Linked DNA regions of Homo sapiens: region 1 is linked to region 2. A link is a loop called in an ENCODE intact Hi-C map of the cell type or tissue named here. Cell type or tissue: heart right ventricle. All regions are shown on one strand. Links, peaks and the distances in the headings refer to the core of each region. The heading gives the core; the rest is flanking DNA.

What was found. Hi-C counts contacts between places; a loop is a spot of excess contacts. Peaks named below come from ENCODE experiments on the same cell type or tissue, not always from the same donor. Only the 100,000 strongest peaks of a DNase experiment are listed, where the experiment ranks them.
Region 1: it touches region 2 in a loop (10-fold over the local background); 108 of 110 quality-filtered maps call a loop at or near these places.

What each region holds. Positions count from the first base shown.
Region 1 is chr17:45,275,731-45,278,640 of GRCh38, reverse strand. The region is part of intron 6 of MAP3K14 (mitogen-activated protein kinase kinase kinase 14); the gene reads left to right. Among named protein-coding and RNA genes, the nearest start is that of SPATA32, 15 kb to the right of the region's middle. In heart right ventricle, for the core only: a CTCF peak has its summit at 1,264 (motif pointing left); a DNase peak (open chromatin) is centred at 1,240; H3K27ac peaks cover 2,414 bases.
Region 2 is chr17:45,384,372-45,387,281 of GRCh38, reverse strand. No RefSeq gene overlaps it. Among named protein-coding and RNA genes, the nearest start is that of ARHGAP27, 47 kb to the left of the region's middle. RefSeq lists an enhancer at 1,436-2,403. In heart right ventricle, for the core only: a CTCF peak has its summit at 1,560 (motif pointing right); a DNase peak (open chromatin) is centred at 1,571; H3K27ac peaks cover 1,107 bases.

The DNA of each region.
Region 1 (2,910 bases), core at 138-2,637, 110 kb after region 2:
CAGCTCTGGAGTCAGGCTTGCCCGAGTAAAAGCGCTGCTGTGATCTCTTATACCCAGTGACCTTGGGCAAATTACTTGCCCAGGCTTCAGCTTCTTCATCTATAAAATGGGGATAATGATCCCACCAGCTTACAGGCTATTGTAAGATCTGAATAACTAATGCTTAGAAAGGGCTTTACCGGTGCCTGGGAAATGATAAGTGGGCATTAGATCTTAGTTCTCATGAATATCCTCATCGCAGTCCAGCCCCCTCATTTTACGGATGAGGAACACGGAAGTTCAGAGAGGAGGGGTGGCCAGACGGGCAGCCAGCTTGGCCTGGAAGGCTGGGCTGCTTTCTCCTCTGGCACCGACTTCTAAAGCACCTTGTATTTTGAAGTATCTCCTCCCACCTCTTTGGTCTGGGTGGTTGGAAATATTTTTAGCATGGACGGGACACTCTAAGAGGACTTACAGATTTCTGCAAAGTTAAAGCCAAGTTTCCCCAACTCTTTTGGATCACAGCCCTGTTAATATCTCAGTCATTGTTTCAGGGCAACCCAGGCCAAAACAAATACCCAACAGTTCTGTTTATGAAGCAGTGAGGTCGAATAATAAGTCTTTATCCTAACAACTTAGTAGCCATTTGAAAAGCGTGACATAAGTTGAAAGAAAAAGGGTCCTTCCATTTCCAAACCGCCAGATTATTAACGGGATGTATGCCTTGTTGCACATCTCAACCCTTGAAATCAGATAGGACACCACCACCTTCATATCCCACATTTTCTCCTTGAAGTACTTTTAATCACAGTGACCTGCAAAAACATAGCTTCATAGAGATACATTATCAAAGGGAATGTCACGTGCGTGATCGTACTTTGAAGCTGAACTGTCTCGAGCGAGTAGTTCACGCGGTGTCCTGCAGATACTGCGGTGGCCGTTTCCCTCAAATGTCAGATATCCATTTGGCGCCCTTCTGAGTTATCTGCAGTGCCCCGGGGTGCCTCAGCTCAGTTTGGGGGTGGTTAGGCTGAAGACATTTGCTAACAAGTCCTGTTGTTGAATTAGTTCCAACTCAGGTTCAGAGGCTTTTTAGAGCTGGAAACACTGGCAGAGTCAAAGTTCATGGGAGGTGATTAACCAAACCAGATATTAGGGAACCAGAAGGGCGACATTTTCCACTGATAGGCAAAAGTCCAAAAACCCCACAGTGTCAGGGCTGTTTGCCAAGTCAGCAAGTCTGTGAAGATCGCTTCCAAGCTGGTTCTGTTACTGCCAGCGCCCCCTGGCGATGCTACTCAAGGCTTACTTGAGAACCATCAGCAGCTAGGAAGGAGGACAAGTCTACTAAGCGGGGAGGGGGGAGGAATAGCATTAGGAGATATACCTAATGCTAAATGACAAGTTAATGGGTGCAGCACACCAACATGGCACATGTATACATATGTAACAAACCTGCACATTGTGCACATGTACCCTAAAACTTAAAGTATAATAATAAATAAAATTAAAAAAAAGAAGAAGAAGCCTAAGAGGCCGTGCGCAGTGGCTCACGCCTGTAATCCCAGCACTTTGGGAGGCTGAGGTGGGCGGATCATGAGGCCAGGAGTTCAAGACCAGCCTGGCCAACGTGGTGAAACTCTGTCTCTACTAAAAATACAAAAATTAGCTGGATGTGGTGGCACGTGCCTGTAATCCCAGCTACTCAGGAGGCTGAGGCACAAGAATCGCTTGAACCCAGGAGGCGGAGGTTGCAGTGAGCTGAGATATCACACCACTGCACTCCAGCCTGGTGACAGAGCGAGACTCTGTCTCAAAAAAAAAAAAAAAAAAAAAAAGAAGTCTAAGAGGCCGGGCACAGTGGCTCACGCCTGTAATCCCAGCACTTTGGGAGGCCAAGGTAGGCGGATCACCTGAGGTCAGGAGTTTAAGACCAGCCTGACCAACATGGTGAAACCCTGCCTCTACTAAAAATATGAAAAATTAGCTGTGCATAGTGGCAGGTGCCTGTAATCCCAGCTACTGGGGAGGCTGAGGCAGGAGAATTGCTTGAACCCAGGAGGCGGAGGTTGTAATTAGCTGAGATTGCGCCACTGCACTCCAGCCTGGGCGACACAGCGAGACTCTGTCTCAAAAAAAAAAAAGGTCTAAGTCAGTCTAAGTATCAGCTTCTCTGATGTGAGCTGGAGGAATTGGGGAGCTAGCACTTCCTGAGTGCCCACTGGTTGCCAGGCCTGGTGTCAGTTACCATCCTTCCAAATCCTTGCTCTACCCAGGAGCAGATACCACCGTCCCTGCTGTTTGCATGTGGAAATATGTGGATGGGAAGTCTGCTGCCTTGTTTTAAAAGGCGGAGCCAGGATCTAAGCCCAAGATGTTTATATCCAAGGCCTATTTCCTCCCACCAAGTTGCTGGTCCCTGCAGAAAGGAGTGGATGATCCCGGACCTGCCATTTGGCAGTGGGAGTGGCCTTGGCCACTCCCCAGAAGCCTCCTCAGAAGCCTCCTTAAGTTCCCAGATGCTGGGAGACAGCTGCAAACAGAATAAACACTGCTCTGTCTATGTGGATGTTTTAGTCCTCCGGGAAAGAAAAGTGTTGAGGCCGGGCATGGTGGCTCACGCCTGTAATCCTAGCACTTTGGGAGGCCAACGCAGGCAAATCACAAGGTTAGGAGTTTGAGACCAGCCTGGCCAGCATGGTGAAACCCCGTCTCTACTAAAAAATACAAAAATTATCTGGGCCTGGTGGCGCACACTTGTAGTCCCAGCTACTCGGGAGGCTGAGGCAGGAGAATTGCTTGAACCCGGGAGGCAGAGGTTGCAATGAATAGAGATCACGTCACTGTACTCCAGCCTGGGCGACAGAGCAAGACCTCTGTCTCAAAAAAAAAAAAAAAAAAGAAAAGAAAAGAAAAAAAAATGCACCCGAT
Region 2 (2,910 bases), core at 298-2,797:
ATGAGCTGATACACGAAAAGGAAGACAGCTGGAGTTCAATCCCTAGCTCTGCCATTTCCTATAAAGTGATCTTGGGCAAGTGGTTCACTTCAGTGTGCTCATCTGTAAAGTTAGGAATTCACGCCTACCTCAGAAACTTCTCACCATTATAAAATGACATGTGCAACACGCACGGCCCAGCACCTGGTGGTGGAACATTTGCACCTGGAACATTTGCAAAGTCTTGATAGTCTTTGTTCCTCAGGCCCAAGGATAGTCCTGGGTCCTGGGGTGAGACAGCCTCTGCGGTGGGACAAGACGTGGAAGGGCTGTAGAGGAGCCCCTGGGGTGCAGCCAGATCGCCTGGTGGACAGTAGAGCACATTGAGCCAGTGACTCTTTGGTTTTCAGAGCACTGGAGCCGTCCTTTTTCAAGTCTTCAGTCCAGCAGTGTTGTAGGGAAAGGTACTTTTGTCTGGCTTGGGCAAGAGCATCAGAAGCAGATGACTGTCTCCTCAGGCCAGTACAGGAGGGGACCCACTGGTATCAACAAGAGAGGCCCTGCCGGGTAGAACTGGAGCTGTGAGTGAGGTACAGCCCCCTGTGTCCTCCAAGAGTGGATATTCTTGTTTCGTTGCCAGTCTCAGAGCAGGGCTTGGTATATTAAGAGAGATGGCAAATGTCATTCCAGAAGAAAGGGCCAGCCCATGAAGGGCTCTGTGCCCTGCTGGGAGAATGGACTTCATCCTTTATGGCCCAGTGGGTGCCACTAGGTGATGACCAGGTGGACAATATGGCCAGAGATGCTTTTCCGTTTTTATAAACTTTTTATTTTGAAAGAATTATTGACTTACAAGAAGTTACATAAATAGTACAGACAGGCCTGGTGCAGCCAGCACCTGGCTTCCCCTGGTGGTGCCGTCTTACGTAACCATTGTGCCTTATCAAAACCAGGAAAGCGATGTAACTAACTATAGACCTTGCTTGATTTCACCATTCTTTGCATGCACTCATTTTTGTTTGTCTTTGTGTATAATTCCATGACATTTTATCACATGCATAGATTCATGTATAGCCAGCACTGCAGCAACCAAGATACAGAATGTTCCATCATCTCAAAAGAAACTTCTTATGCTTCCCTTTCCACTGACATCCTCCCGCTCCTTCCCTAATCCCTGGCAACCTTGTCTTTATCCATCTCTATAATTTGCTTCTTTTGAGAATGTTAATGGATGGAAATATACAGTATGCAACCTTGCAAGGCTGGCTTTTTGCACTCTGCATAATGCCCTTAGGATCCATTCAAGTCATTGTTGGGTATCAATAGTTCATTACTTGTTACTCCTGAGTGGTATCCTACAAATATGCTTTTAAAGAGATTTTCCCAGCTGTGGCTGAAGGAGGGAGGGAGGGGACCAATTAGGAAGCTGCTGGTGTTCAAGGAAATATCACAAGACTTCCGTCCTGGCCCAGGCCCCACACCACCTCTCTGCAGCCTGGAATTGGCCCTAGAAGTGTTCAGGCTGGACCTCACTTCAGACAGGGTTGAAGCGTGAGGGCTTGGGAGTCTTGAAGCTGAACTGCCAGTAGGGGGCGCCAGAGGCCTTTTGCCCAAGGGGCGATTCCGAGGCGGGAACAGCAGGGAGTGTTAGAGGGAGTTTTGGGCTGCTATGCATGGGGCCAAGAGAATCCTGAAGTCTTCGCCCTCTCTTGACCCCAGCCCCCATGTTTCCGGCCAATCCTGAGCTTCGAGGCTGGGGGATGAGGCTGATGACATGTAGTCGAGGAGAAGGTGAGGTGAGGCTTGGACCAGGAAGAGGAGGTCTGGGGTCAGGCAGAGGGAGGTCCCTGTGGGCCTGGGGTTCCCCATCAGAGGGCGGATCTGGGCTCAGGCCACCGGGCCGGGCATTGGCACCTCTGCCTCACCCATCCTTCCCATCCTCAGCAACCAAGGATTCTCCCAAGAGAAGTCTCCCCAGACCCTGGAGCGTGTGCTAGCCCCTCTTTGCTCCCACGCTCTATACCTGGCTCTTGCCTCCCTGCAAGATGCCTTTCCAGATGCCCCACCGCCCCCCACTCAGTGCCTTACCCAGCATGCTGTGGGCTGCGTGGATCCCGCACTTGTGCAGGGCGCAGAGTGGGCGCTTACTGAGCTCTGGCACCTGCTAAGTGCTGAGGAGCCAGGAAGAGGTGCTCTGTCCCCAGTATCCCAGGGGCCTTGGCATTCAGCCGCCTCTGACTCCTGTCTGCTTGGTGGAACATTCCTGAGCAGCAGGTACTCTCCTCAAAACCCGCACGGGTCCTCCATGCCCTTCAGAGCTCAGCTCACTCTCCCTGTGCGATCTTTGCCCCGTCCTCGGCTCCTTGTCCTCTGGCTGACTCTCTCCGCTCTCACGCCAATGCCCAGCCTCCCGGGATGCCTCTGCTGTCCGTGCAAGCCATGTGGGTCTCGCCGCCACGCCCTCGCCCCCATTCTCTGCCTCCTGCCCCACCACCACGAAGCCTTCCCCAGGGCCTTGCATATATCAGGCTTAAAAAATGTGAGCCCCCATCATCTGTGCCCCCACAATGCATGGGCATGTGGACTTCGTAATAGAATCTCCTTCATGTGGCCTGGTCTCGTCACTGGCACACAACACACCTGTCACCTCCAGAGGCTTCTCATTCATTTCTGATCACCCAGAGCTTGGCACACAGAAGGGGTCAAGTGAAGTTAGATTGAATAAATGCATGAATGTGCCAGTTGTCATATCTTTGAAGCCTCCTCCTGTGACTGGTTGCCCCTCTGATTGCTCCTTGGTGGTTTTCCTTGTGGGCACTCGTTCCCCTGTGGCCTGTAAATGCTGGCAGGCCGCCCTCTCCTCTGCTCAGCTCACTCTGCCCCCTCCCTAGGCAAGCTCACCCATCCAGCCAGCTGTAACTGCTGCCCTTC